Regions from separate parts of the Homo sapiens genome. Here region 1 is linked to region 2. A link is an interaction called in ENCODE POLR2A ChIA-PET data of the cell type or tissue named here. Cell type or tissue: K562. All regions are shown on one strand. Links, peaks and the distances in the headings refer to the core of each region. The heading gives the core; the rest is flanking DNA.

Region 1 (14,416 bases), core at 6,417-14,416, 180 kb after region 2:
CATGCCTGTAATCCCAGCTACTCGGGAGGCTGAGGCAGGAGAATCACTTGAACCCGGGAGGCGGAGGTTGCGGTGAGCTGAGATCACGCCATTGCACTCCAGCCTGGGTAACAAGAGCGAAACTCTGTCTCAAAAAAAAAAAAAAAAAGAAAAAAGAAATCAGGCAATGTGGGTCTGCCTTCTTTTTCGGGACTATTTTGGCCATCCCAGTTCCTTTGCATATGCATAGATATTTCAGCCAGTCTGTTAATTGCTATAAAACGAAAAGCCCCCTGGGATTTTGACTGGGCAGGTTTTGAATCTATGGGTCATGTGGGGAGAAGTGTCACCTTAACAATACTGAGTTGTCTAAGAAGTACCCAGTGAAACAAATAATAACAAGAAGAAACACTGTTGAGGCTGGGCACGGTGGCTCACGCCTGTAATTCCAGCACTTTGGAAGGCCGAGGCGGGCCGATCATGAGATCAGGAGACCGAGACCATCTTGGCTAACACGGTGAAACCCTGTCTCTACTAAAAAAATATGAAAAAATTAGCTAGGTGTGGTGGTGGGCACCTGTAGTCCCAGCTACTTGGGAGGCTGAGGCAGGAGAATGGCCTGAACCCGGGAGGCGGAGCTTGCAGTGAACTGAGATCACACCACTGCACTCCAGCCTAGGCGACAGAGCAAGACTCTAAAAAACAAAAACAAACAAAAAAACACTATTGAATCTTTCAGTGAATATGCATGTCTCTCCTTAAATCAGGTCAGCTCAACTTGAGACCCTCAACAGTGCCCTGGAGTTTTCAGTCTTTGTCACTCATTTTTCATTAAATATTTTCCTGGTGGTTTTTTTTTTTTTTTTTTTTTTTGAGACGGAGTCTTGGTCTGTTGCCCAGGCTAGAGTGCAATGGCGCCATCTCTGCTCATTGCAACCTCCACCTCCCGGGTTCCAGCAATTCTCCTGTCTCAGCCTCCCGAGTAGCTGGAACTACAGGTGCCTGCCACCATGCCCAGCTAATTTTTGTATTTTTAGTAGAGATGGGGTTTCATCATATTGGCCAGGCTGGTCTCGAACTCCTGACCTCGTGATCCGCCCGCCTTGGCCTCCCAAAGTGCTGGGATTACAGGCGTGAGCCACTGCACCCGGCTTTTTTTTTTTTTTTTAATCACACTAAGGATTTTAAAAATGCTGTTATAAATGGTATATTTAAATGCTCACTTTCCAGTTCTTGCTAGCATTTACTTATTAGTTCTAATACATCGGTTTTGGTATTCCTTTTGGGTTTTCTTCATATATGATCCTGCTGGTTGCAAATACAGTTTTGTTGGGTTTTTTTTTTTTTTTTGAGACAGAGTTTCGCTGAGAGTGCAATGGTGTGATCTCGGCTCACTGCAACCTCCACCTCCCGGGTTCAAGCAATTCCCCTGCCTCAGCCCCCCGAGTAGCTGGGATTATAGGCTGCCTCAGCCTCCTAAGTAGTTGGGATTACAGGCATGCACCACCACGCCTGGCTAATTTTGTATCTTTAATAGAAATGGTGTTTCTCCATGTTGGTCAGGCTGGTCTTGAACTCCCAACCTCAGGTGATCTGCCCGCCTCGGCCTCCCAAAGGGCTGGGATTACAGGTGTGAGTCACCGCACGGGGCCACAAATACAGTTTTATTTCTTTATTTTTGATCTTTACATCTTTTCTTTTTCTGTTATAATTAATTATTGTTATAAAAATAATATCTTAGGGCCAGGCACGGTGGCTCACACCTGTAATCCCAGCACTTTGGGACGCCAAGGCGGACGGATCACCTGAGGTTGGGAATTCGAGACCAGCCTGGCCAACATGGAGAAACTCCGTTTCTACTAAAAATACAAAATTAGCCAGGTGTGATGGCACATGCCTGTAATTCCAGCTACTCAGGAGGCTGAGGCAGGAGAATCGCTTGAACCCAGGAGGGAGAGGTTGCAGTGAGCCGAGAGCACACCATTGCACTCCAGCCTGGGCAACAAGAGCGAAACTCTGTCTCAAAAAGTAATAATAACAATAATAAATAAAATAACATCCTAGCCAGTGCAGTGGCTCACTCCTGTAATCCCAGCACTTTGGGAGGCTGAGTCGGGAGGATCGCTTGAGCCCAGGAGTTCGAGACAAGCCTGGGCAACACAGCAAAACTTTGTCTGTACAAAAAAATGCAAAAATCAGCCGAGTGTGATGGTACCTGCCTGTGGTCCCAGCTACTTGGGCTGAGGTGGGAGGATCGCTTGAGCCTGGGAGGTGGAGGTTGCAGTGAACTGTGTGATTGCCACTGAACTCCAGCTTGGGTGACAGAGTGAGACTCTGTCTCAAAAAAATAAAAAATGAAATAAAATAATAAAAATAACATCTTAATGACAGCCTTTTTTGCCCCAATCTTTGGGTAAAATGACCCCCTGGTCTAAGAAGGAGCCCTCCTGTGGCTTTCAGAGCCCTCCAACCTTGTGGCATTAGCAGTGGCCCATGCCCTGCAGATTTGGCGGGGGTGAAGGTCCTGGTTGTGTGCTGGGCTCCTAGTGAAGGGCCTGCCCTTTGGGCCTGGTGCATCCTGCTGGGTGAGGACAGCCAGCGTCCCTGCACCCCATTCATGCGATTGGAGCCTAGTGCTGCCCCTCAGCCTTGACGCTGGCCCAAGTGGAAGGATGTGTTCTGCAGGGCATCTGTTGGGATAGGTGTGGTTGGTGTCATAGTTGTCCTGCAGGACAGGGATCTCACTTGCACGACCCATGAACCCCAGGGGCTGCCTGGCCTTGAAGAGTTCCAGCCACGATTCCATAGCTGGGGCTGCTGGGCCAAGCCGCATGTCGAACGTCCTCGAGGAGCTTGAGGCAGGAGCTGGGCCGAGTATGCGTCTCCCAGGGCTGGGAACCAGGTGGGGGACTGGAATGGGTGGCATCAATGGTGGTAACACTGTCATCTGCCACAGGGCTGGACATGGAGGAAGGCAAGGAAGGAGGCACATGGCTGGGCATCAGCACACGTGGCAAGCTGGCAGCACTCACCAACTACCTGCAGCCGCAGCTGGACTGGCAGGCCCGAGGGCGAGGTAAGGCGAGTGGGGTGGGGCCAAGGTGAGACAGGGTGGGGTGGGGCAGGCCTAGGTGAGACAAGGTGGGGCCAAGGGACTACAGGACTGGCCAATGTATGGTGGAGTGGGGCGGGCCAAGGTAGGAAGTGCCAAGGTGCTTGTGCTTGGGAGTGGGATGGGGCAGGGCTGAGGTACCGTGGGGCAGGGCCAGGTTACAGAGTGGGCGGTGACAAAGCGTGGCAGGGCAGGGCCCAGGTAAGGGTGGGGACAAGAAGGGGGAAGCTGGGCCCCGTGGCAGGTGGGTGGCTTCCGTGGGCATATCACTGCCGCCACTGAGGTGTGCTGCAGGGGTATGCGGCAGAGACAGGAAGAGTGAGGAGGGGAGCATCCCATTTCCCACACCCTGGCCCTCTGGCGTCGCAGCCAGGAGCCCACTCCCACCTGACCCACGCAGCACTGTTTACTCCTCTCAGGGCGCACTCTCCCCTTGTCCTCATGCATGGCACTCCTGACTGCTGTGTCACTGTCCCCTGCCTGGAATGTTTGTAGAGTAGATGCCTTCCCCGAGACGACAGCTCTGTGGACACACATTGTCCCCACTGAAAGGTGTTGTTTACTTCATGCTGGATTTCCATAGGAAGACATAGTGGGGAAATTTTTTTTTTAATAAAATGAGCAGTTTTCAGTGCCGACCTGAGTGGCAGCCAGGCTAATGAGGTGTGGCTGACTCTTGCGGCAGTCATGACAGGCCAGGGCTCCAGTGGGACCCCTCATCTTCCTGCATCCTCCCCAGGGGGCCCCATATCAGTGTTCCTGGGAGAAGAGCACATGCCTGCAGCTGTGGACACAGCATCTGTCCCCTGCCTACAGGTGAACTTGTCACCCACTTTCTGACCACTGACGTGGACAGCTTGTCCTACCTGAAGAAGGTCTCTATGGAGGGCCATCTGTACAATGGCTTCAACCTCATAGCAGCCGACCTGAGGTGGGTCTGCCAGAGGGGGATGGCGGCTCTGCCCAGCACTGCCTCGGGGGCAGGCCTCAGGCTCATCAGGAAGTGGGGTTCCACTGGGGGCTGTGGCAGCCTCTCCAGGGACGTTGCTCCTCGTGACTTGGCAAACATTCTGAGGACTGAGCCTGTCACAGATGTACCAACTCGGGTATTTGGGGGTGAAGCCCAAGGCTTCCTGTGATGGCATGAGGGCTGCCGGATCCCTGGAGAAAGCTGAGGCTGTGAAGAACAGTCACATAGAGTGGCTCTGGCCGGGTGTCCTCCCTCCCACGGGCAGGCTGTGCAGAGCAGCCCTCCGCAGCCCTGGCTTGGAGTGACTGGGATGCTGTGCTCCCAGGGAAGCTCCTGTTGGAGATGAGGCCGCAGGAACTGCGGAGGTTTTGGTGTTTTGCCCTTCCGTGAAGTGAGCATTCCTCCCTCCTGCCCTCCTCCCCCTCCAAAGCCCCAGAACTTGGCCAATGCTGTTAGTCCGGGGCCTTCTGCCAGGACAGGCAAACGGGAAGTGGTCGGCACATTGTGGCGGGCCCTGAAGCTGCCTCCTTCCACAAGGGCAGGTCCATGGGCCTCTCTCCTGGCTCCCGAGCTCCAGGCCTGCTGTTCGTTGAGCATCCCTTGTGTGTGGCATGCCCAGCCCTGCCCCACATGGGTCTGCACACTTGCTATGGAGGCTGGGAGAGTTGCAGTGTCCCCTAGGTGGAAGGCCGAGGGCTGGTGCGGGGCACTTGCTGTCCGGAGCCGTTCTTCCTGCCCATGCCTTCGTGACTCCAGGTGGCAGAGCCCCTGTGCTCTCTGCATGCCCCCATGCTCAGGAACCACTTTTCCCGGTCAGTAGTTCCATGTGGGTCTGATTAGTCTCAGGAGAGTTCCTCTGCGGCCGTGGCACCAGCAGGACTTGGCACTCAGCAGCTGTGTGGAGGTGGGGTGCCAAGGGTGCCATGCCTTGAGCAGATACACGGGCTCCTGTGGTTGGGGGTTGGGGGTTTGGGCTCCTCAGAGCCTGTGCAACTCTCCCGGCTCCAAAGGCTGCAGAGTGAGGGTCAGCCTCCTGGACCTAGCCTGAGGATACAGGCAGTGGCCAGGAGAGCATACCACAGGTCAGGCAAAAGCTGGTGCCAGGGCCGAGGCTGGAGGGCGGGGGCATCGGAGGTCAGTGAGCAGCCCTGCTGGTAGGTGCAGATGAGGAAGCCAAGGCCTGGAAGGGAGAGAGGCTTGTCATGGCCACAGCTATCCCTGGGTGAGGCCTGCCCTCCGCCTGGCCTGTGGTATAGTGCTGGCAGCATGGGTGTCCAGTTCTGTAGGTCCTTACACAGAAAGCCCAGAGGAGATTTTTGCCTGCAAACAGTCTCTGAAATTATGAACCAAGTATCTTAGGAAAGTTGCCAAAGACCATGGTGAGGAAGAACGGGAGTGGAATGTGAACATAGACGGGGGGGCCCTTGAAGCCTACCAGGGGTGGGGAAGGTGGGTCCCACCTGGGGGCAGCACTTCGGGGAGGAAGGCACCATGCCTGGCTCTTTCTCTGCATCTGTTCCATCTTGAAGGCCCAGGGCTCCATGCCCAGCATCTGGCCTGGGAGGGCATCTCACAGGCCACAAAGAGATCCTCTTCACTTTGCAAAAAAGGCACTCCAAGTTCTAGAAGACTTACTGTGGTATTGAGGATTGGAATATTTTCAGCTGGGGAGCATTTTGAACTATTTTCTTTTTAAAAAATGATTTATTTATTTTGTAGAGATGGGGTCTTGCTATGTTGCCCAGTCTGGTTTCAAACTCCTGGCCTCAAGCAGTCCTCCCTCCTTAGTCTCCAGATTAGCTGGGACTATAGGCATGAGTCACTATGCCCAGCTCTACTGTCCCTTAACTATTTTAAAGTGTACACTTAACACTTGAGAGTAGGAAAATGTGGTCTTTGGCGCTTTCTTTGGAAGCCTCGATCACCCTGGGGCCACACTGGGGCCACCTGTCCAGAAACCCTCATAGATGAGCTGTGGTAAGGGGCCTGATGGAGAGGTTGGTGATGTGGGGATGGGGCTCAGCCCTGCAGTTGTCCCCATGGGCAGCCTCTGTGTGTCCATGCCATGGGGCATTCGGCATGGCAGGAGGGCATTTTAGATCCTGTGCCTCCTGGGCTGGTGGGCCCCGAGGTGAGCTGGGAACATACCCGTGATGCTGGACAAGAGCTGGGGCCTCCATGACCCCGCCTGCCAGGCACCTGAGGGGCTGGGTCCTGCAAGCTCCTGACCTGGCCGCAGCGGGCTACTGCGCACATCGCTAGCCTCCAGAAACAGGGCTGTGAGATCACCGGGCAGTGTCGGGGAGGACGCCCTATGGCTGTAGTCTGACATTCTCTCCCCTTGGCCTGCAGCACAGCAAAGGGAGACGTCATTTGCTACTATGGGAACCGAGGGGAGCCTGATCCTATCGTTTTGACGCCAGGTGAGCCTGCCCTGGCAGCCTGATGGGGTGGGGGACTGTTTCTATGCAGAGGTCACCCTTGTGCTTTTTAGAGACCAGGCACTTGTCATATTACTCTTCTGAGATGACTTTGTGGCCATTTAAGTGCCTTATGGTCTGTGGGCACCTTGCCCTGCACCTGGACACTTCAGAGAGCCCTGGCTCCCTGCTCACCCCCTCCCCATGGGCTTTTCCTGCTGAGCAAGGTGCGCCCCTGTTCTGGGCTTCCCACCGCAGCCCTGCAGCCCAGCCGGCCACCCCCAGCCTCACTTCCTGTGCCGTCCCAGTGTGCCCTGTGCCTGTTCCTTCTCAGAACCTCTGGAGCCATCACCACCTGGGGTTCTTGCCTGGTCTGCTCCCTGACGCACAAGTACACACCCCACTCAAGCCCCACACAGATGCACGCCTCCTGCACCCAGTCCCCAGTCTGATCCCCGGTCCCCATCCTCAGGGCCTCGAGCCCCTCTGCGCCAGGTCACACTCCACGGCTGGGCCCTTCCTGCCCTGGCTCTGCACCACTGCCCAGGCTGTGCCTCCTGCTACATGCCCTTCCTTTCCCCCTCCTCGGGTGCTGCGATTTCCTGGAAGCTTCCTCTGCCAGTGCCCCAACCTGGAGAGAATGTGTCACATTGCCCCCCTCTGCAGCCATGTTCTGGGAGGGAGGTCTGCATCTTGTCCCAGGTCTGGTGCCAGGACAAAGCAGCACTCCTGGGAAATGGCATTTCCCCTGGGTGCACAAAACTGTAGGGACCATAGCCTAGGTTCCGGGGACTGCTGGCTCACTCACTCCCACACTCGCTGCCCACAGACACTCCTCGCTGGTGGCATCGTGGAACTCTGTGCCTTAAACGCCCGCTCTGGTCCCTCTACTCAAGCTGCTGGCTCACACAGGGTGTTCCGGCGCCTGGGGAGTGTGTCAGTGCCCTTAGCGCCACCCACACCCCTCTGTGAGGGGGCTCCCTCACACCCCTGGCTCCTCTGAAGCTCCATGCCCACGTCACACAGACTTTCTTTTGCATTTGGCACAAATCACCAAGTGAGGTTGCAGGTCACAGGTGCACACCTTCCCACTGGGTGTACACGGTGGAACTGAAGCCCCAGGCGTCCCTGGAGGGGCCCGAGGGAGATGATAAGCAGTCCCCAGGACAGCTGAGTGGCCCCATCCCACCTGCATCTTAGGGGGCTGGTGGTGCTGACGGGCTCATCATGAGTCCTGTGGTCCTTGCCTGGCCCACACTGGAGCTGGCTTCCAGCTTCCCACGTCTGCCCAGTGATGTTTCATCCACAGATAGGCCCAGCCCCCATTTGCTAGGGTGGTGCCCAGACCCGAACCCCTGGGCTAGTTGGGATCTCCAGAGGAGGCATCTGCCTGGAGGGTGGCTTCCAGTGTGTCCCACCCACTGCCCCCACGCCTACCAGCTGGTGCCCTCTCCTCCACCTGGGGCTTATCCTTCCGGCCACCCTCTGTGACCCTGGTCTTCCCCTCCCTACCTTGGATACAACTGTGGGCAGCCCACCTGAGCTCCCAAGAGCTGGGCAGTGGCACAGACACAGAGACTACCAGCGAGGCAGGGATGTGGCCCCAGAAGGTCCTGAGCTTGCAAAGGATTGTTCTGGCTGTCTCAGCCAGCTCTTGCTGTTCCACCTGCCCCAGAACCTCCGCATCAGTTGAGGGTCGTGGGGTTGGAATGTGTGGCGAAGTAGGTCTGTGGCAGTGGAGTTGGGCCATGCTGAGCCTGTGACTGCCCAGGAGAGAATTGGAAACTAAAAGGTGCAAAAGCAGTCAGAGACTCCCTACCACCCCCTCACTGTGAACATTGGCCCAGCGGCCTCTGGGGCAGTCGCTGTAACCATCCACGTGGCATCCTCGGTTCTCAGAGGCTGAGACCTCCGTGGCTGGAGATGCTTATTTTCTGCTCAGTTGTTGTTCTGTAGAACTTATTTCTGTCTACATCCTGCCTCATCCCTGAGCCTGCCCCACCTGGTCCACATTGCCTTTTTTTTTTTGATAAAGTTTTATTGAGATATGACTGACTAGCGGCACAGTTCACCCATTTAAAGTGTATCATTCAGTAGGTTTCGTTTCATTCACAGAGTTGAGCAACTGTCATCACTACCTAATTCCAGGACATTTCTTGATCCCCAAAGAAAGCCATACCTGTCAGCAGCCACTCCCCATTCCCCGTCTCTTCAGCGCCTGCAACCTTTAATCTGCTTTCTGTCTCTGGATTTGCCTATTCTGGACACTTTGTATAAAGGGAATCCTATAATATGTAGTTTAGGGGACTGACTTTTTTCACTTAGTGTTGTCGTCTAAAAACTCACCAGTGGCGAGGCACGGTGGCTGACGCCTGTAATCCTAGCACTTTAGGAGGCCAAGGCGGGCAGATCACGAGGTCAGGAGATCGAGACCATCCTGGCTAACACGGTGAGACCCCATCTCTACTAAAAATACAAAAAATTAGCCGGGCGTGTTGGCAGGTGCCTATAGTCCCAGCTACTTGGGAGGCTGAGGCGGGAGAATGGCGTGAACACAGGAGGCGGAGCTTGCAGTGAGCTGAGATCGCGCCACTGTACTCCAGCCTGGGCGACAGAGTGAGATTGCATCTCAAAAAAAAAAAAAACAAAGAAAAACTCACCAGCATGGCTAAATGATAGAAAGGAGAGTTTTATTTGCCATATCAGTTTGCAGACCCGGAAGAGAGAGTCTCTAGCATGGACTGAGGTGCTCTCTTTGAAGAGGGGAAGGGCAGTTTGAGTTTTATGCCTCCCAAGGTCCATATCACACAATAGAGTCATACATATTCAGCAGGTTTGGGGAAAAGCCATACATATTTATGAGGGGACCCGAGAACATATGCAATAGATAAACATACATGTAACATACATCCCATGTTCACTTTGGGGCAGGGTTTTAGCATTAAAATGAGGTAGAATCTGGATCTTTCCATCAGAAGGTGAGCTCTAGGACACAGTTGGAGTGCAGCCTCTATGAACTGCTGAAACTGGCTTATGGTCTGTAGTTGCTTATCAGAAAAGAGTGTTTGAAGGCTGGTTCTCTGTCCAGTCAGGGTTGTGGTGGTCTGGGCTGTCAAGAGTTAGGAGGGTCTGATAACGTGTGTGATCTCTACTGTTGTGAGGGAGTTTATCAAGACTGTGGTTTTTCTTGTAGCTGTAGGAATTTAGGGAGTTGCTGAGACAGCTGCCCTGAACCCTCGAGCCAGTTGGTACTTTTTGTTTCTTCCCTTTATCCATTAATGGACACTTGAGTTTTTTCCACCTTTTGGCTGTTGGAAACAGTGCTGCTCACAGTGTGACCTCACAGCATTTGTGTGGTCATATGTTTTTATGGCTCTCATGTGAATACGTAGGAATGGAGTTGTTAAGTCGTATGGTAACCCTGTTTAACCTTTTGAGGAACATCCAAACTGTTTGCCAAAGCAGCCGCAGCATTATACATTCCCACCAGCAGTGTATGCGGGTTGCAGCTTCTCTGAATCCTCACCAAAACTTGCTATGTTCTGTGTTTTTGATGATAGCCACGATAGTGGGTGTGAAGTTGTGTGGACTCGTGGTTTGGTTTGCGTTTCTCTGATGGCTATGATGTTGAGCAGCTATTCTCATGCTCGTTGGCCATTTGTATGTCTTCTTTGGAGAAATGGTTATTCAGACTGGGTTGTCTTTTTGAGTTATAGGAGTGACTTATACATTCATTCTAGCTACAAGTCTCTTATTTAAAGCACAAAGCTTAAAATTTTTAAGTCCTATGTCTCTCTCTTTTTTTTTCTTTTGTTGCTCATGCTTTTGGTTTCTTATCTAAGAAACCATTGCCTAATCTAAGGTCATGAAGCTTTCCCCAATACTTTCTTCTTAGAGTTTTATAGCTTTTGCTCTTTCACTTAGGTCTTTGGTTTGACTTAAGTTAACTATTTTTTTTTTTTTGAGACAGGGTCTGGCTCTGTCACCCAGGCTGGAGTGCAGTGGTGCAGTCATGGCCCACTGCACTGTCAACCTCCTGGGCTTAAGAGATCCTCCCAGCCGGGCGCGGTGGCTCACGCCTGTAATCCCAGCACTTTGGGAGGCCAAGGCGGGTGGATCACAAGGTCAGGAGATCGAGACCATCCTGGCTAAACCGGTGAAACCCCGTCTCTACTAAAAATACAAAAAATTATCCAGGCGTGGTGGCGGGTGCCTGTAGTCCCAGCTACGTGGGAGGCTGAGACAGGAGAATGGCGTGAACCCGGGAGGTGGAGCTTGCAGTGAGCCGAGATTGCGCCACCGCACTCCAGCCTGGGCGACAGAGTAAGACTCCGTCTCAAAAAAAAAAAAAAAAAAAAGAGATCCTCCCTCCCAAGTAGCTGGGACTGCAGATGTGTGCCACCATGTTCAGCTAACTTTTATGTTTTGTAGAGATAAGGCCTCACTATTTTGCTATTTTGCCGAGGCTGGTCTTGAACTCCTGGGCTCCAGTGATCCTCCTGCCCCAGCCTCCCGATGTGCTGGGATTATAGGAGTGAGCCACCTCTCTTGACCTGAGTTAACTTTTGTGTATGGTGTCAGGTAGAGTCCAACTCCCTTCTTTGCCCATGACTATGCAGTTCAATGGTCTTCCATGTTGTTCATGATGGAAAAAGCACTGTGACACCTGGGGCTGGCGGCTTGGCTCTGGGGGCCCCAGCAGAGCCAGGCTGTCTCCCTGGGAAATGCCTCGGCCAAGATATTCTCCTGGAAGTCTGACAGGGAGAGGGTGGTGTCTTGGTCTCCCTGGTGCATCATTTGGGGTGCTTGGCTCCCATCAAGCCCACCCCTGCTGCCCTGGCCTCTAGAGAAGAGCCTCTGAGGTGAGGTGCTTCTCCACCTCAAGTCCCTGCCCTTCACTTTCTGTGACATGAGAAACCCTTTTCCTGTTGGCCATGCCTTCTGCCAACACTCTGGGAGCTTGTTCAGAGTCTGTGCAGAGCCCCCCGGCTCTCCTAACCTGGGGCCTGGCTGGTACGCAGAGGTGGGCCATGCTCTGCTGAGGCCCAGCCTACACCTGTGCCCACTGTGTGGCGCTGTTGGGGGTTCCCCAAACAGGGACATGATTGTGGTGGGTGCCTCCTGGCCTCTGGTGGCTAATTCTCCCACTCTTGAACTTCTCAGGTGGCCCCCCAACCTGGCGTGAGGTGAAGAGGTTCCCTCTTGGCTGTCCCCTTTGCCTGTGAGATCTCAGGTTGCTCATTTCTTATTCATCCATCCATCGAGGCTGCTGGGCATCTGTGCCTTGTGGTCTCCTGTGGGTGCCCGCTTCCGCCTACTGCTGAGTTCTCCTCTCCTTGCCATGCCATCAGGTCAGGAATGAGCATGGGGAAGGAGCTGGAGCATGGAGCGGCTTGGCCTCAGTCTGGCCTGATTTCATGGTCCCCAGCTGTACCCCGTGTTAGGTGGGTGGCAGGTGGCAATTTGCCCTGACATGGCACAGCAGGGCCTCTGCATGGCCCGCTGATTGCTCCTCACAGGCACCTACGGGCTGAGCAACGCGCTGCTGGAGACTCCCTGGAGGAAGCTGTGCTTTGGGAAGCAGCTCTTCCTGGAGGCTGTGGAACGGAGCCAGGCGCTGCCCAAGGATGTGCTCATCGCCAGCCTCCTGGATGTGCTCAACAATGAAGAGGCGTGAGTGGGCGGGTCCTGCTGGGGTGAGCCCCAGTGTCCCGCCACCAGGGCAGAGGGAAAGGCAGGCCCTGCTGCCCCGGGAGGCCCATGGAAGTGGCCAGGCTGGGTCCCCAGCTGCAGGGAAGCTGATGGATATCCTGTCCTCCCTGCCTGTCCCCTTGAGCCAGCTGAGGTTTCCAACACCAGGGACTTTTGATGACAGAAGATGGGCCCAGGCCCAGGCCCAGGCCCAGGGGAGGCTCAGTGCACCCAGAGGCTTGATGCAGCCACGTGGGGCCCAGAGCAGATGGATGCTCCCCTCTGCATGCCGAGAGCTTGTGGGAAGTTCCAGAAGATTCTAGACACTCAGCAAACCCAGGCGGAAGAGACACATCATGGAAATGAGTGGCTAGGGTCAGCACGCTCAGGGTTGATGGGCTTCCCGCAAGCGGTCTGTCCCCAGCGACCCTGGGCTGAGTGCTGGGCAGGGACTTGCAGTTCCGGGAACTGCCTGGGTGTAGGAGCTCCCACCCACTTCCTTGCCCGTAGGCCTCAAGGCCCCTCAGGGGCCAGGCACTGGGGTCTTCGTTGCCCCAGCCGGGGGTCCTGGTGCTTGCCATGCCAGCCTTTCTCCCACTGGGCGAGATGCCCCACCCATCCCTCGCTCCCCACCCAGGTCAGACCACTGCCCTGCCCAGGTGATCCAGCGTCCACTCCCACCCTGTCCAGCTTGCCCCCTTCAGAGAAGCACCCATGGACCATCTCCCACTCCTCCCCCTGGGGCCCCTTTCTGCCCCCTGCCTACCCTCCTTCTCCTCTGGGCCTCTGATAGGCGGCCTCGTCCTTCAGCCTCAGCATCGCTGCCTCACTGGAAGAGCCCCACCTGGGCATGCCCAGCAGCCCCTCCCAGCTGTAAGTCCACACAGCCCCCATCAATGTGCCATCTGGGGCAGGCCGAGGACCGGCCCTGGCTGCCCTCACTGATGGCTGGAGCCCCGATGCTAGCTACAATGGCTGGCTTGAGTGGACTTCTGTCACAGAGGCAAATGCCCACAGGGCACCTCTTGGGGCAGGCAGGGAGCTTGTATGTGCCATCTGGGGCCAAAGCTCCACGATTGAGTCATAAGTTAAGGGTAGATGGAGATTTTCCGCCTTGAGCAGAAACGTGGAGGAAACACGCCTGGTGTGTGACTCACGCCTGTAATCCCAGCACTTTGGGAAGCCGAGGTGGGCGGATCACCTGAGGTCAGGAGGTCAAAACCAACTTGGTCAACATGGTGAAACTCTGTCTCTACTAAAAACACAAAATTAGATGGCTGGGTGGTGCACGCCTGTAATCCCAGCTGACGGCTGGAGCCCCGATGCTAGCTACAATGGCTGGCTTGAGTGGACTTCTGTCAGGAGAATTGCTTGAACTCGGGAGGTGGAAGTTGCAGTGAGCCAAGATCGTACCATTGCGCTCTAGTCTGGGCGACAAGAGTGAAACTCCTCCTCAAAAAAAGAAAATAAGAGAAAAGAGAAGAGAAGAGGAAAAAGAAAAGAAGAAAAGAAACAACCCTTGCAGTTCCCCGGCCACTCCCCAGAGCCAGTTAGGCCACCAGGTGGGCTGGGGCTAGACCCGGCTGCGGGCGGGCCACAGAGGGACTAATGGCCACCACTTCTCTCCATCCTGCAGGCAGCTGCCAGACCCGGCCATCGAGGACCAGGGTGGGGAGTACGTGCAGCCCATGCTGAGCAAGTACGCGGCTGTGTGCGTGCGCTGCCCTGGCTACGGCACCAGGTATTGCAGCACCGTGGGTGCGCCACCTCCTATCCCATGTCCCACCTCCCACGCTAGAGGGCCGGCAAAGAAGCCAAGTGCCCATAGCCAGAGCCAGGCTTCTTCCTCGCCTGAGTGGATTCCAGAGCTTCTGCCCTGTCCAGACGCAGCTGCAGGGTGAGCAGATACCACAGGCTCCCGGGGCCCCACAGGCTGGGCTTAAGGAGCCAGTACACAGCCACACAGGGCCAGGATGGCTTCAGGGCTGCCTGCACATTGGTGGATCCCTGCGGGCAAACGCCCCGGCACCATGGCACTAGGCCTGCAGGCTGTACCCTTGGGTGGTGGCTGCTGGCCAGCCTTTCCTGCCTGGGGCTGGCTGGCCCATTGGCAGGTGCAGGGTGTCATTTCCTTCAGCCCCTCCTCTGTCATAGGCTCATCTTCCTGTGTGTGAGGGGAAGGCAAGTGCCAACTCCACTCCCTGGCAGGCCGCATAGCCGCTGGGTCCCACCCCACGGGGTGCA
Region 2 (14,553 bases), core at 1-8,000:
CTGCTAAGGATGAGCCCCGTTTCTTGATACCTCCTGTGTGTGGGGAGCAGCTGTGGCCAGGCCGGGGTCTGGGGTCCCCCGGGGAGGTTTGGGCCCCTGGGAACTTCCCCTTCTGCCTGTCACCGCTGTGGCCTGGTTACAGGATGGAGCACCCATTCTGGGTGGCGTGGCAGGTGTAGCCTTGCTGTACACCTGGAGGGAGCCCATGGCCAGGGCTCCTGCACCCCTGCCACATGCCCTGTCCTCAAACAGAGCCAGCCCCACCTGCATACCTGGGTCTGGCCTCCGAGGAGCTGGCGGCGGGCGCACCGTGTGCCCTGGCCTGCAGGGATGGCGCTTACCCTCAGCAGCCTGTCACCGTGGGGTCCAGGCCTGAGCGCTTGGAGATGCGCAGCTTGACTACCTCCTCAGAGCATGTGGGATGGATACCCACGGTCCGCATCACCTGCGCATAGGAAGCCCCACACCTGCACATGGGGGATGGGGGAGGCAGGCGGGGTCAGCACAGGGAGGGGGGTCCACAGCATCCCACCCCCGGGAAGAGGAGGGCCTCAGAGGCTGCTGGTCTCCTCACTGTCCCCTGACCCCCAGCCAGCAGCCAGGACCCCTGCCCACACCCGTGGGTGCCATCCACCTCCCTCCCAGCAGATGCCTAGTGCTCGTCCAGCCCACCTCCCACCCAGCCACGCCCTGGCTTGCCCTGGCCTGGCTTCCTGCTGTTCCATCCTCCCCTGCTAGGCACAGTCCTGCCTTAGGCCTCTGCTCTCTGCTTTACCCACAGACAGCGCATCCTGGCCTCACCACACCACCACCTCCCAGGCCCCACATCCAGCCAGCCACCTCTCTCAGGCCATGCACAATGTCCCAACCTCCAACTACCCCTGTCAACCCACCCAGAGCCTTTGCCATGGCTTCCTTTGACCCCGGGACCCCGAAAACACACAGCCTGAGCCCAAGACCCAGGCAATGGCCCCAGCTCCAGAAGACACACAGCAGCCCTGGGGTGGCTCTCCAGGTACTGGCACTCTGCTCATGGTGGCGTGGTGCTTGGCCAGGTGGGCAAGGGCCCTAGCAGCGACCCGGGGCCACAGGGGACACCTCACCTGGCTCTGGCTGGCTCAACAGCGTCTGGCTGGGGCAGAACCGCCTCTTGTCCCCCTAAAACCCGCCCTGTCTGAGGGGCCTGAGGAATCTCTGCTGCAAACCCACGAAGGCCACATAAATGCCGCAAGAGTGGCAGCAGCTCTCCACTGTAGGACTGCCGGCACTCGAGGGATACCCAGCTGCACATCGCATCGCAGCCTGCATTCCTCGGGACTTACTTGATCCCCAGAGCAAATCCTTGAGTAACTTCGCCTGCGTTGGGGCCAAGGAAATGCAGGCCCAGCACCAGCTGTGGGGGCTCCCTCAGGCACACCATCTGAAAGCCGCACATCTCAGCCACCAGCCCAGGAGGGGGCTGGGTTGCGTCCACCCTGCATCCACCCTGCACCCTGCCTGGGAGGCATGGGTGGGGCCAGTCCTCGGGTGTTCACCCTGCCAGGCTCTTTGCCACCCTCCCTCTCATCCTCAGCACCCTGGGCCACAGGGATGCTCACCTTTACATAACACTGGGATGCATCTCGTCCAGCCACCGTGAACTCCAGTGGTTTATAATGGGCGTGATAGACCTGAGGACAGGATACCAACCCTGGATCAGTGCTGCGACAAACAAACCTCGTGGCACCTGCAGCTCCCACAGGCTGCATGGGCAAGGCAGGGTCATGGCGGGCAGGAACCATCCATCTGGCCTGAAGGTCTGGTCTGGGATGGGGATGAGGGCTTGGCTGGCCACGGGGTGTGTGCAGGCCCTCTCACGTGCAGGCAGCCAGTGGCTGGAGCCATGCTCTGCAGGACAGACCCTGTCCCACCCAGGCCTGGGACCCCCGTAAACCACAGCAGCAGAGCAGGCATCAGGCAATCCAAGCAGCCAGGCCAGGCACAGCAAACCTGGGTGGACGTAGCTCACCCACAACAAATGGTGGAGGCAAGAATGGGTGAGCAGGAGGCCACCTGGGCTCCCTCAGGCACCCTGGTGTTTGCTTGGCCCTCACTGGAGCAAGGCCGCTGTGGCCACACCGGAGCCGGAGCTGTTGGACAAAGGCTTTCAGCACCCCTGAAGGGCTCGACAGCGTGTCCGGGGCTGCGGCCAAGTAAAAAATGAGTGGGGCCCTCACATGTGCTGTACAGCCATTATTAATTAATGGAACTTCAGAGAATATTGTTCTAACTAAGACAGAATTGAAAAGAAAACAAACAGAGTATTTGGCCATTCAACATTGTGAAACATAAAACAACATTATAAAATGCCAGGAACATATGTCCCAGCACACTTGTGATGAATCAAACAAAAATAGCAAATAAAGTGCCTCGGGGAAGGCTGGCCTGTCAGGCCCGTCCTGTTGATGGAGAGTTCTGGGGTGCAGGGGGAAGGGGCCAGCCCTGGAGCCCAGTGTCTCATCCCCAAAGGCCGCAGGCCCCACCGCCCAGGCTGCAGGCTCCGGTTTCTCTGGGTGCCTGCAAGCTGCAGCGGCAGCAAGATGAAACCGCACCGAAGGCTTCCAGCTACCACGGCCCGGCAGGCTTCAGAGCCCCCGCATCCCTCCAGGCCACCCCGGAGCCACAGCCACCTGCCAGAGCAGACCCCCAAAGCAGGCTTGCTCGATGAAAACCCCTTTCCTCAAGGGTGAGTGCCTGAGCCTGGAAGAAGCTGGAAGAGGATGGGTATCAGGATGTGGTGGGGGGCGGGGGGCGGGGGGCTCTCGCCTGGGAGAAACCCTGGGCAGTCCAGGAAGACGAGGTGCAGGGTGGTGGGGGGGGTGGGGGTGGAAGCAGAGGTCGGAGGCCCCTGGGAGAAACTTTTCTGGGTAGAGTGAGATTCATGGCCCTGCAAGGTGGGGACAGCACAGAGGCATCTTCGGGGCCCTGGTGCTTTCAGGGACAAGCTGCTGTGTGCTGGAGTGGGGCCAGTGCTCAGCTGACCTCAGCAGGGGAGCGGGTGGCACCGTGGTGGTGACCCTGCTGGTGCTGGGCACCCCTGCAGCATGGCTGGGGTGGGGCTGGGGGCTTCTGGGCCACAGGGCTTCTCCTTGCCCTCAGAACAAGGCAGCCAAGGGCCTTCCCCTCACTGCTGTGACACATGGTGGCAGAGACCAGAGGCACCTAAGCCCAGTCACCCCAAGGCTGCCAAAGCCCAGGCACCCCCACTTCTGAGGCTGCCCCCAACGTGTCCCTTCCCGCTACACACAGCCACTGCTCAGGGCCCCTGGAAAGGAGAGACCTTGGCACCCTGCTCACAAGGCCTCCGCCCAGAGCATGGGGTGAGGTCGTGGAGTCGCCACTGTCCTCAGCTGTGCTGCTCCCAGGCCTCACCTCAACATGCTCCTGCCCGTGGCGAGCCACTGCCTCCTCCTCGGACAGCCCCACACAGCCATACTCCAGCGGGGTGAAGACGGTCGTGGGAACCTGAAAGCAGGTCTGGAGTCAGGGAGGGCCCTTGGGCCCCGAAAACCGAAGTTCCCCACTGCATGTGACACAAAGAGCAGCGATCACAGACCAGGACCAGATGCGCCCAGAGCAGGCTGCAAGCACAGTAGGCGACCCACCTGCCCACGCCTGCGCCACACTCTCAGAACTGAGCCACACACCCATGCATGCACACACACGTGTGTACAACACACCCACATAAGCGCACACACACGCATGCCCACATCTACATGCAGACACACAGCGCACAAAGGCCCCTCACCCCAGAAGAGCTAGCCTCGAACTCAGCCTGTCCTAGGCTGCACGTGGCGTCCTGCTAGAGAACTCACATTGTCGTAGTCCATCAGATCTGAGGACCCGCCGAAGAGCCGCTGCACCAGGAGCCTCCCGGCCATGATCGCTATGGGTGTCAGCTCAGGCCGCCCCTTGGGGAAGGCACAGGGGGGCCACGTCAGCACCATGTCCGGGGTTATATGCAGCCCCTATGCCATCACCCTTTGCCCTCCGAGTGGGCATCTCCCTTTAGAAAATCCCCAACACTGGCACCGAGCATGGTGACGTACAGCATTCCCCCTAGAGCTCGTCCTCCTGAGGGGCATCCCAAGGACCTAGGTAGGTTGCTCATTCTCCTGTTTGCTGCCCTCCACTCTGCCCTGGGAAAGGAGTCCGCTGCTGATGAGGCTGGCCGTGCCACCCTCACATGCTCAAGCCTTCTCTCCAAACCCCTTCTGCACATTGCTGACCTCGGAGGGCTGCCCCATGACCAAGCTCAAAAGAGCCCCTGCTACCGTTTTCATTCACTGGAATCCCCGGCTAAAAAGGGACCCCAAAGCGTTCCATGTGCTCCTGACGTGCAGCTTGATCTGCACGTCACAGTCCATAACAAATTCCAAATCAGAATGTCGCTGTGCTGGAGATCCCTCCGTCCCAGGGTGTGCCCAGCCTTGGGGGTTCCAGCACCGTCCTCTGGGATGGGCTGCCAATCACCATGGCAGCAGGAAATGCAGATGTTGTTTGGCATTCCAGAAATGCATAGAGATCCGTGGAGATAAACTCAGAGCGCAGCCTGCGCATTCCAGCAGGCCTGACTAACTACGGAAACATCCCGGCGGGCGGCGCACAGCACACAACATCTCATTAAACAATAGCCCCCGCCCCGCCCACAGGCTCTTCCCAGCCGCTCAAGGGACCACTGGTTGGGTGTTAACTCTTTGGACTATTCAGAACGACCTTTCTGACAGAGTGGATTTAATGTTTAAATAAAGAATGCCTTTGTGTGCGCCATGCATTTCTGGCAAAACGGTTTGAAATGTTCCAGTTTCCAACACAGGAGCCTGGGAGCTACACACTTGCAGAGGGAAAACTCAGATTCCCAGACAGAAGGGAGGCTTCCCGCTGTGCACAGAGATGCACATGGCACTGTCTCAGGGTGCAGCGCCCACAGGATTCAACAGACCCTGCAACCAGAGACCACTGCACCTACATGGTCCACAGGCAGAGGCTGCGCTTGCAGAAATCACTGAGCAGCTGAACCATCCAGCTAAGCAAGCTGGGGCTGCAGGGTGGCTGAGGCACATGGAGCCACATGCTCTGTCCACACAATCGGGTCGGCTAGATGGGCCCTACAGGACCCTGCAGGGTCTGCCTGGAGCCTCAGAGTGTGACCTTATTTGGAAATAAGATCTTTGCAGATACAATTAAGGTAAGGATGGAAATGAAGTCATCCTGGATTAGGGTGGACCCTAAGTCCAATTGCAGAGAAACTGTAAGAGGCAAATCAGGGCCCAGAGACACACCCAGGAGACTGTCACATGACGATGAGGCAGAGAGAGGAGTGATATAGCCACAACCCGAGGGACGCCTGGGGCATCCTACCCCAGAGGCTTCCGAGGGAGCCTGGCCCAGCTGACACTTTCTGACATGGAGTCTCGCTCTGTCACCCAGGCTGGAGTGCAGTGGCACAATCTTGGCTCACGGTAACCTCCGCCTTCCTCCTCCCGAGTTCAAATGATTCTCCTGCCTCAGCCTCCCGGGTAGCTGGGATTACAGATACGTGCCACCACGCCTGGCTAATTTTTGTATTTTTTTAGTAGAGACGGTTTCACCATGTTGGCTAGGCTGGTCTTGAACTCCTGACCTCAAGTAATCTGCCTGCCTCGGAGTCCCAAAGTGCTGGGATTACAAGCATGAGACACTGCACCCAGCCCCAGCTGACACTTTCATTTCAGACTACTGCCCCCCAAACGTGAGATAATCCATGTCTGTTGTTCTGGGCCACCCGTGTGTGGTGATTTGGTACCACAGCCCCAGGACGCAGACACTGACAGGTCTCGCTACAAAGAAGCTCTCAGCGACCCTCCAGAGCCACTTTCAGCAGCAGGTGCTGGACACATGCAGGACAGGCCGAGCACTCCTGAGGCTGCCAGGGTGCAGTATCCCAAGACTGACCACCACAGTCCCTTACTGGGGCCATGTGTAAGGAGGGCTCCAGAGCCCCCACCCAGGAAAGACTGGCACCGGTCTCCACTTCACAGCAGCAGCAGCAGCTGAGAGCAAAGGACCTGCCCCGGTGTGATGCCCAGAGAGGCAAGCCAGAGGATACTGAGGCGGGGAGGGCGGGGCCAGGTGGGCCCGAACTAGACCTGCCTCTCAACCCTGTGGGGACAGGACGGCCCCAAGGCCATGGTGGCATTTCTAAGCCTATGCCTCTAGCCTACCTGCCAGGGGTTGAGGCCTGCGTGCAGAGCTGACCCATGCCCCATTCCCAGCAGGCGTCTGCTGCTGGTGCTTGCAGCTGTCTTTAGACCATCCACACTCCCACCACAGAAAGGAAAGGAAAGGCAGAGAGCCGAGGCCCATGTCCAGGTTGCCCCAGAACTCCAGACAGGCTGGCCCTGGGGTTTGGCCCAGAGCCTCTGTCATCAGAGAAAGTGTCGTTTCTCTCCTACAGGACGGCAGCAGCCGGAGCCCAGCGAGCAGGGGTGGTGGAGCAGGCAGGGGCAGGGGCCCTGGTCCCGGGACGCATGCCGTACCTCCACCACGTCACCAATGGCGTAGATGTGGGGCACAGAGGTGGCTTCCCGGGAGTCCACCAGGATCTTCTGAGTGTCGGGGCTAGTATCTACCCCAGCCTTCTCCAAATTCAGACTTCTGGTGTCTGGGACTCGACCTGAAGGAAACAGAGAGGGGGCTGAAAGGTTATCTTCAGTGGCTTTGACCTAGAGCGGTTGTGTTTAAACTGTTTCTCAGAATGTCCACTTAGAGACCGGGTGCAGTGGCTCCTGCCTGTAATCCCAGCACTGTAGGAGGACGAGGTGGGCAAATCACCTGAGGTCATGAGTTCGAGACCAGGCTGGCCAACATGATGAAACCCTGTCTCAGCCAGGCGTGATGGCTCATGCCTATAATCCCAACACTTTGGGAGGCCGAGGCAAGTGGATCACCTGAGGTCTGGAGTTCAAAACCAGCCTGGCCAACATGGTGAAACCCCATCTCTACTAAAAATACAAAATTACCTAGGCGTAGTGGTGCACACCTATAGTCCCAGCTACTCGGGAGGTTGAATCGCTTGAACCCAGGAGGTGGAGGCTGCAGTGAGCTAAGATTGCACCATTGCGCTCCAGCCTGCGCAACAAGAGCAAAACTCTGTCTCAAAAAAAAAAAAAGAAAGAAAAGAAAAGAAAGAAACCCTGTCTCTATTAAAAATACAAAAATAGCTGGGTGTGGTGGCATGCACCCGTAATCCCAGCTACTTGGGAGGGTGAGGCATGAGAATTGCTTGAACCCGGGAGGTGTCGGTTGCAGTGAGCCAAGATCACACCACTGCACTTCAGCCTGGGCGACAGAGTGAGACTGTCTCAAGAAAAAAGAATGTCCACTTAGAACTGGCCAAATGTGAAGCACCAGCAGCGTAGAGGGGCTCCTGGCCTCTGCAGGAGGTGGCAGGCAGGTCTGAAACGGACACTGGTCAGATGACAGCCGGCACAGGAGACAAGGCAGGGGTGCCACCGGTGGAAACTGGAGTCGGCCTTAGACTGGTTCCTGGCACGCGGGAAAGGAAGAGGCACTTGCCAATGCTGGGGCTCCCTGACATCAAAGAGTGCTAAGCGCGGGACTCCAGAATCTTCCGCATGCCCAGGCCTCAGGCCCTGCTGCAGGGCCACCAGCACAGTGCCAGTGGCTCTGGTACTGACTTCATCCGGAGAAACCAGCCCTTCATGGGGAGCTGTTGGCACCTGGCCTGCCTGGCCTCCCTGCATCTGTCTGCAGCACCACAGCCTGATACCATTAGGCAGTGAGATCCATCAGCTCCCAGGCCTCAAGAGTCCAGAGGGGCCTCCTTCAAGGGACACCTGCTGGCTCCCAATGGCCTCCTCCCTATCTGGACAAGCTGAAGAGGAGCCAGCCACACCCTGGACTGTACCCCAACAATGCTCAAGTCCTGGGATCTGGCCCTCTGCCCAGGTAGGGCTTGAAGGTCTCTCCCCATTAGGAGAAAGCAAGCCCCCGTAACCCGCTAGTAGAGGGCCAGGTGAGCAGAGCTAGCAGCCGGGTCTCCCACCTGCTCTGTGCTGCAGCCCCTCGTGGCTGCCTGGCACACAGTCCCAGCCTAGAGACCTCAGGGCCAAGGGGAGCTGAGCTAAGGGGCAGTGTCCAAACTACACCGTGCCCATTCTAGGGGGCAGCTGGCTCAGCTGATCCTGCTCTTGGGTGCAAAGGCCAAGAGGGGCAGGGGATGGCCAGTCCAGGGGGTCAGCACAGCTGCCCCCTGCCAGTCTCCACACAGCCTGGGGCCCGGAGAGAGGGCACCGCATGGGCCTCTTCATAGCCGAACAGCCAGCAGAGGTCCCTTTCTCCCCTAACTCAGATGGGTGTGATTTTGCCAGGCCAGCGGATGGCCACAGCAGCTTTTCCCTCCCAACCCCAGGTGCTCTCGGCTCCCAGGGGCTCAGGATGATCCACCAATGGCGAAGGCAATTTTGCCTCAAAAGCATAGCTCCCCTGCTCATCGTGGCTGGGACAAACCAGCTGCTGGCCGGTATGCGGGTGGCGCCCACCTAAGCATCTGGAAGCTGAAGCTCCCGTGAGAGGGAACCCTTAAGTCTCCAGCTGCTGTCCCGGGGCAGGAGTCAAAACATACCAACTTGGCTAAGCCAGCTTGCGGGAGGCCGGCTCCAGCCTCTGTGCTCTGCTCAGCCGCAGGAATTGGGTGCCGGGAGGGCTGGCACCGGTCGGGGATCAGCCCAGACACAGGGGATGCCAGCCCACATCAGAGGAAGGAGCTGGGCCCCATGGGCAGGGCTGGGGCACGAAGGAGGGGCTGTGGTCCCTGCAGGCCGGGGGCTCACGCTCAGCCGTCTGGTCCCTCTCCAACCTGGTGTCCAGCCCACCAGGCCCAGCACTTCCTGGTGCCTGCTCCGTGCCGGAACAGAACATCTGACGCTGCACCCACACTCTCCTCTGCACGCTTGCCTGGCTGGTCCTGGGAAGCCAAGAGCACTCATCATGTTCCTCATGGTAACTATGGCACTATGGCAACTACAGACCTTGCAGGTGCTGACCAAACCCTGTCCCCAGGTCCCGAAGGAAATAAAGATAAATTTAAAAGTAGTCACAAGAGATAAAAGAGGCATGGAAATAGGTGGCCCATCCAAAGCCAGGACTCTTCCGCACATGCTCTGTGGATCACTCTGGGAAGTCGGTGGGAATGTAATGGAGCCACTAATGTGAAAGGCATGACAGCTGGACAGGCTGGATGGCCAGGGGAGAGTGGGCTGCGCGGCACAGACACGCCTGGCCCTGCAGGGACTCCACAGCCCTTCGGGAATGAACAGCAAAAGAAGAGTGAGTGGCCTGTGGCAGGCAGCAGGCTCAGCCCTGAGGAGGGCAGCCGAGGGCACAGTGGGGTTAGAAGCTGGGCTGGTGGGACGTGGCTGGGAGTGGGTGCAGGGAAGAGGCCAGCTCCACTTGGGTGGGGCCACGTCCCTAGCCGTGGCCAGCCCTGATGGCAGGACACCAGGCCCTGAGCCCCACTATGGGTCTTGCTGAGCAAAGGACTGGGCAGTGGCCAGAGAAGGGCCAGATCTCCCTGCTGGTGCTGGACAGCCAATCAGGCGTCCTAGGCCCTACTGGCTCAGGCCTGGAGCCCTGCAGGAGGTTGGACGACTTGTGCCAAGGTGGGGACCCACTGGGGCCCGAATGCTGTGAGCAGCAGGATGCAGGTGGCTGTGCCCAGTCAGCTCCCCACCATTTCCCTCCTATGCCAGGATAAAGCAGTTGTGCCTGGTCAGCTCCCGACCATTTCCCTCCTATGCCAGGATAAATGTGCACTATTCAGGCCATTTAGGGAAAGAAGGGTGCCTGCACCGGTGTCTTTCGCCCTGCATGTTGTGCTCAGAGCTTTCCCAGCTGTGCCTGTGGCCCACTGCAGGCCTCCCCATGGGGCGGCTCTGTGCTCCCTGCAGCTCCGTCCTCGAAGCCTTGGCTCTGGAGTGCCCAGTGCAGCATTTGCCAAGTGCTGCTGAATGGCCCCTCCTGGGGTAGGACAGGCACTCTCAAGGCTCTGCTTCCTAGACACCACCAGGATGGAGACCTGGGGCACCAGCTTGCCATGTGTCAGTTGAGTTCCTGGGGCAGACCCTCAAAGGAAGGGCGGCCAGCTGAGTGGGGGCTTCTGGGCGCAGGGCAGTCCTTAGACTCTGTTCCTTCCTGGGGCAGGCGGCGCACAGCACTCTCTGTCATGCTGCTTTAATTTGCACTTCTTTGATGACTAGTAAGATGAAGTAATTTTTGGCCACGTGTTTATGAACTGTATTTCCTCTTTTGTAAATTACCAGTTCCTGCCTTTTCTCATCCATTTATAGGCATCTTCACCATGTTCCTTCTTTGTAAGAGCTTATTACGTAATGGATACATGACACTCTGGCATATTTTCTGCAAACGACAAGGGCATTAAAATTCCAGGTACAGCTCTTCAGGCTGTATTCATGAGCAGTCGTGGGCCACGGGATTCGTGGGCAGAGGAAGGGCACCAGCTCTGTGTTCCTTGTGCACATGAAGCAGGAGGGCTCATAGGCCTGCATGCTGTGGACTTAGCTGAGCGGCACAGCTACATCAAGGGCACCTTGAAGGACATGCCCCTGCTGAGATGGTCTCCAGGATCCACACCAGTTTAAGCAGCAGACAGAGCTGTCCATCACCACCAAGGGCCTCCACACGGGCCAATTTCTGTTTGTGTACTGTAGCAAGAGGGCCCAGCTGGACGTCGGCAGCGTCCTCCCTGCAGGCACCACACCTGTACCATCAAGCGCTGCCTGGAGGAGAGGCTGAGACTGGAACTTGTTAGCCTGGGCCTTTGAGAACTACACCGCAGTCACCTCCCCTAGCCCGGAAACCAGGAAGACTTACATGAAGCTGCCCTCCAAGAGGATCATCTCAGCCAACAGAGCTGTGGTCAATGTGGGAGCCAGAGGTGGCCGAACTGACCAGCCATCCTGAAGGCAGGCCATGCCCACTACATATAAGGCAAAGAAGAGCTGCTGACCATGGTGCAGAGTATGGCCGCAAGCCCCAAGGAACGTCCCTTCAGAGATGGCAACCACTGGCACGTTGGCGAACCTGCCACTGCAGAGATGTCTCTGCTGGTAGCAAAGTGGGTCTCATTGCTGCCCACTGGACTTGGTTCAGAATTGGGGCTGATGGGCCCAACAAAGTTTGTCCTTCTGCCAAAAAAATAGTAATTCCAGGTACAAATGGACGTGCTCACTTCCTATGTATATGTGTGGCTGGCCCACAACACTGACACTCAGGAAGCACTGGGCTGAGCATCTCTGCAGCCCGGAGCTGCCTCCAGCCCCAGGCCCAGCAGTGCAGCACCCCTGACGCAGGACAGCCCATCTCCATGTGTGGCCAGTGCTAGGAACAGCCGTGCAGGGCAGCCCTCCTCTGATCACAATGAGAGCCCCACCAGCTGCTGTCAATGGCCCAGGAGATGGAGGGCAGCCACCATGCTTGTCCAGCCAGCCTGGCCCCAAGGAGGGACCAGAGAAGGCTGAAGCCCAAAAACCACCCACACAGTCACCATGGGTCACTCCCATCTATTCTGATGGACACAGGGACACGGGGACGGCCAGCCGCATGCAGTATCATGCGCCTCTCTCATCCATGATGGGAAGAACAGGCATGCCCTCTGATTTCACGCCCGCCTGGGACACATTTTCCCAAGAGAAGAGCAAGGAGGCAGCGCCCCAGGTGAGAGGTAAGTGCCAGCAGGAGTACAGCAGGGTGAGCCAGTGGCTGTGATCCAGACAGAGGCAGCCAGGGCCAAGCACTGCGCCTGAGGACGAGGGTGTGGGAGTGGGAGGCTCCAGGGCCGGTGGGCGATGCGAGGCGGGCACGGCTTCACACACAGGCCCTGTGGGCCACCTGGCGACTGTCTCATGAGGCATGTGGCCCCCAGAGCCAGCCACCCTCACGGGGCCTGGCCTGCCACTTGCCCCAGTGAGGCACCTTGGACCAGGCACAGAGGAGCGTATGCCTTTGGAACTGGACTTAGATTCTTGAAGCTTATTATTTTAAAATATTTATCTTCTTTTTTTTTTTTTTTCTGGAATCGCACCTTCTCAATGAGCCCCGGGCCCCTACCCGCAGCTATGAGCCCACCAGGGGGAAGGGGACGCACCTGCCCTGCTGGCCTCAGGTCCCATCGAGACGCCATGTTAGTTGAATAAATGAGTGAGCCCCTGGGCCTCAATGGGACCTGATTGGCCACTTGCTGTGACTGCCAGCAGCCACCAGGGACCCCTAGGCCGTTCCAGGGATGTCTCATACCCAGGGCGGCTCCTTGGGGGGTGGGGGTGAGCTTCCCCTCAGGCAGCATAAGGGCCTTTCCTACTCAAGCTGCCTATGTGCATTATGATGTGTAAGACCCCACAGTCAGCCTTGGAGTACGGCGCAGCCCCCAGCTCAGGCCCAGAGGACCCCCAGGAAGGAGCGTGCTCTGTGGCGAGTGGTCATTATTGCTTTAACAGTTATTATTAGACCGGGTGCAGTGGCTCACGCCTGTAATCCCAACACTTTGGGAGGCTGAGGCGGGCGGATCATGACGTCAGGAGTTCGAGACCAGCCTGGCTAACACAGTGAAACCCTGTCTCTACTAAAAATACAAAAATTAGCTGGGCGCGGTGGCGGGTGCCTGTAATCCCAGCTACTTGGAAGGCTGAGGCAGGAGAATCGCTTGAATTCGGGAGGTGGAGGTTGCGGTGAGCCAGATCGCGCTCCTGCACTCCAACCTGGGCAACAGAGCTAGACACCGTCTCAAAAACAAACAAAAAACAATTATTATTATTATTATTATTATTAATTATTTGAAAAGAGGTTTCACTCTGTTGCTCAGGCTGGTCTTGAACTCCTGGGCTCAAATGATCCTCCCACCTTGGCATTCCAAAGTGTTGGGATTACAGGCATGAGCCACCTCACCCGGCCCTTTAACAATTGTTAACATAATTGCAATTGTAACAGGTTGGCTGCCCCAGGGCACCTGCAGACATTAGAGGGTGCATGGTAATATGCATAAATGGTGCTGACCTATCTCTAGAAGACTTTTCACCATGTTGTTCTTTTTTTTTTAATTGGTTTCCACTCAGTTCTAATCATTAAGTACTGAATTTGTCATGGTAACAAGACCCAGTTGGACAACCATGTATGCAGGTGCCGGCTGGCCTGTCAGATAGCTGTGGGCTCTGGACATAAGTGTGAACTAGCCCTCAAGCCAAGCGTGGGGCACCAGGCTGGTGGGTAAGCACAGGGCGCTGCCTCCTGCTACTCTGGCCTGGCCTCTGTGAGGTGTTAGCACCACCATGAGCTAGGGCTGAGCCAACAGTGCTGTCTCAGGAGCAGCAGCGCACGCCCGGGGCCACGTGGTGTGGAGGGGAAGGCCGCAGCCACCGCTCATAGGAAGAGCTCCATGAATGTTCATCTTGGCCCCACTTCAAAAAATATCAAACTCACAATGGAGGCAGATTTGGGTCTCTCTTGATGTCATTAATTACAAACTAAATTTGCACTAAAATAAAAAGGTGTTAGACTATCAAAGAGGGGCCTCCGATCCGTGTCACCTGCTCAGGGATGGCCACTCCACCCTGAGAGCATGGAGGCATGTGGATGCCAGGGTCACTGCTGGGCCCATCCCCACCGGGAAGAGCATAGCCACAAACTTGGTTTCACGCAGCTGCAGCAAGGCGCATCCCTGAGAGCAGTCCTGATGGGCCCACCGCAGCCCCCTCGCCCGGGCAGCATCCACACCCACCGCGGCCCCTAAGCCCCAGCTGCACCCACACCAGCACAGAGGGCATCCAGGAGGAGCCGCCCCTTCCCTCTCACCAGGCTTAGGATGCTCCCACCCATCCCCAGCTTGGTTCTTGCTTTCTGCCCTTTCCTGCTGCCTGGCACTCAACAGAGGGACAATCCGCAGGGACTTGTGTAGCTGAGTCTGCGGTGTACGGGAGCCATCAGCCGAGCACAGCTGAGCAAAGACAGTTGCCTGCCGTGTACATGCCAGCAAACAGTGCCTGGGTGGAGAGAGGAGCCCAGGGCTGCAGCCCACCCTGGCAACAGCTCCCCTCCTGGGCACCGCCAGCCCCCATCATCATCTCCTGGGCACCCCAGTCTCTCTGGCTGTGGTCCAGGCACACGTGCCACGTGGGGGAGACTATACAGGGGCAGGCTGTGGGGGTGGCCTCTGTGTGGTGCCAAGAGGAAGCCGGGAAGCCAAGCTCCCATGCTCCATGCATGTTGTGTTTCAGGCTCTGATGCTGGTTTACACACAGGTGGACATCTCTGAGTTATCTAAGATAAAGCCCAAAGAGGAAATAGCTTCAGTGGCTGGGGTAAGATCCAGACGGATTCCTTCCCTGGGTCTCGTCTCACCTGCCATATCACAAGGCCCCAGGCAGACCTGTGGCCACCCTCCCTGGCACTCAGGCACAACAGCTGCCTGGCTGTGGGACCCCCAGGTTTAGCGAGTCCCCT

Evidence for each region. ChIA-PET counts read pairs that join two places held together with the same protein. Peaks named below come from ENCODE experiments on the same cell type or tissue, not always from the same donor. Only the 100,000 strongest peaks of a DNase experiment are listed, where the experiment ranks them.
Region 1: POLR2A ChIA-PET joins it to region 2 with 5 read pairs; 3 of 35 experiments call an interaction of 5 or more read pairs at or near these places.

Annotation. Positions count from the first base shown.
Region 1 is chr22:20,049,530-20,063,945 of GRCh38, forward strand. TANGO2 (transport and golgi organization 2 homolog) reads left to right here. Exons shown (of 9, transcript NM_152906.7): 4 at 2,936-3,055; 5 at 3,908-4,022; 6 at 6,414-6,484; 7 at 12,001-12,154; 8 at 13,809-13,913. Among named protein-coding and RNA genes, the nearest start is that of DGCR8, 24 kb to the right of the region's middle. RefSeq lists an enhancer at 8,029-8,529. In K562, for the core only: a CTCF peak has its summit at 11,557; DNase peaks (open chromatin) are centred at 8,351, 9,231, 9,582, 9,912 and 2 weaker places; H3K4me3 peaks cover 321 bases.
Region 2 is chr22:19,876,768-19,891,320 of GRCh38, forward strand. It overlaps TXNRD2 (thioredoxin reductase 2), which reads right to left. Exons shown (of 18, transcript NM_006440.5): 12 at 6,558-6,694; 13 at 3,855-3,950; 14 at 3,412-3,504; 15 at 1,599-1,670; 16 at 1,323-1,420; 17 at 273-467. The coding sequence ends at 338. It also overlaps the pseudogene RPL8P5. Among named protein-coding and RNA genes, the nearest start is that of RTL10, 29 kb to the left of the region's middle. RefSeq lists enhancers at 621-1,422, 2,225-3,026, 3,027-3,828, 3,829-4,630, 4,631-5,432 and 2 more. In K562, for the core only: no CTCF peak of the experiment used is centred there; a DNase peak (open chromatin) is centred at 4,634; H3K27me3 peaks cover 885 bases.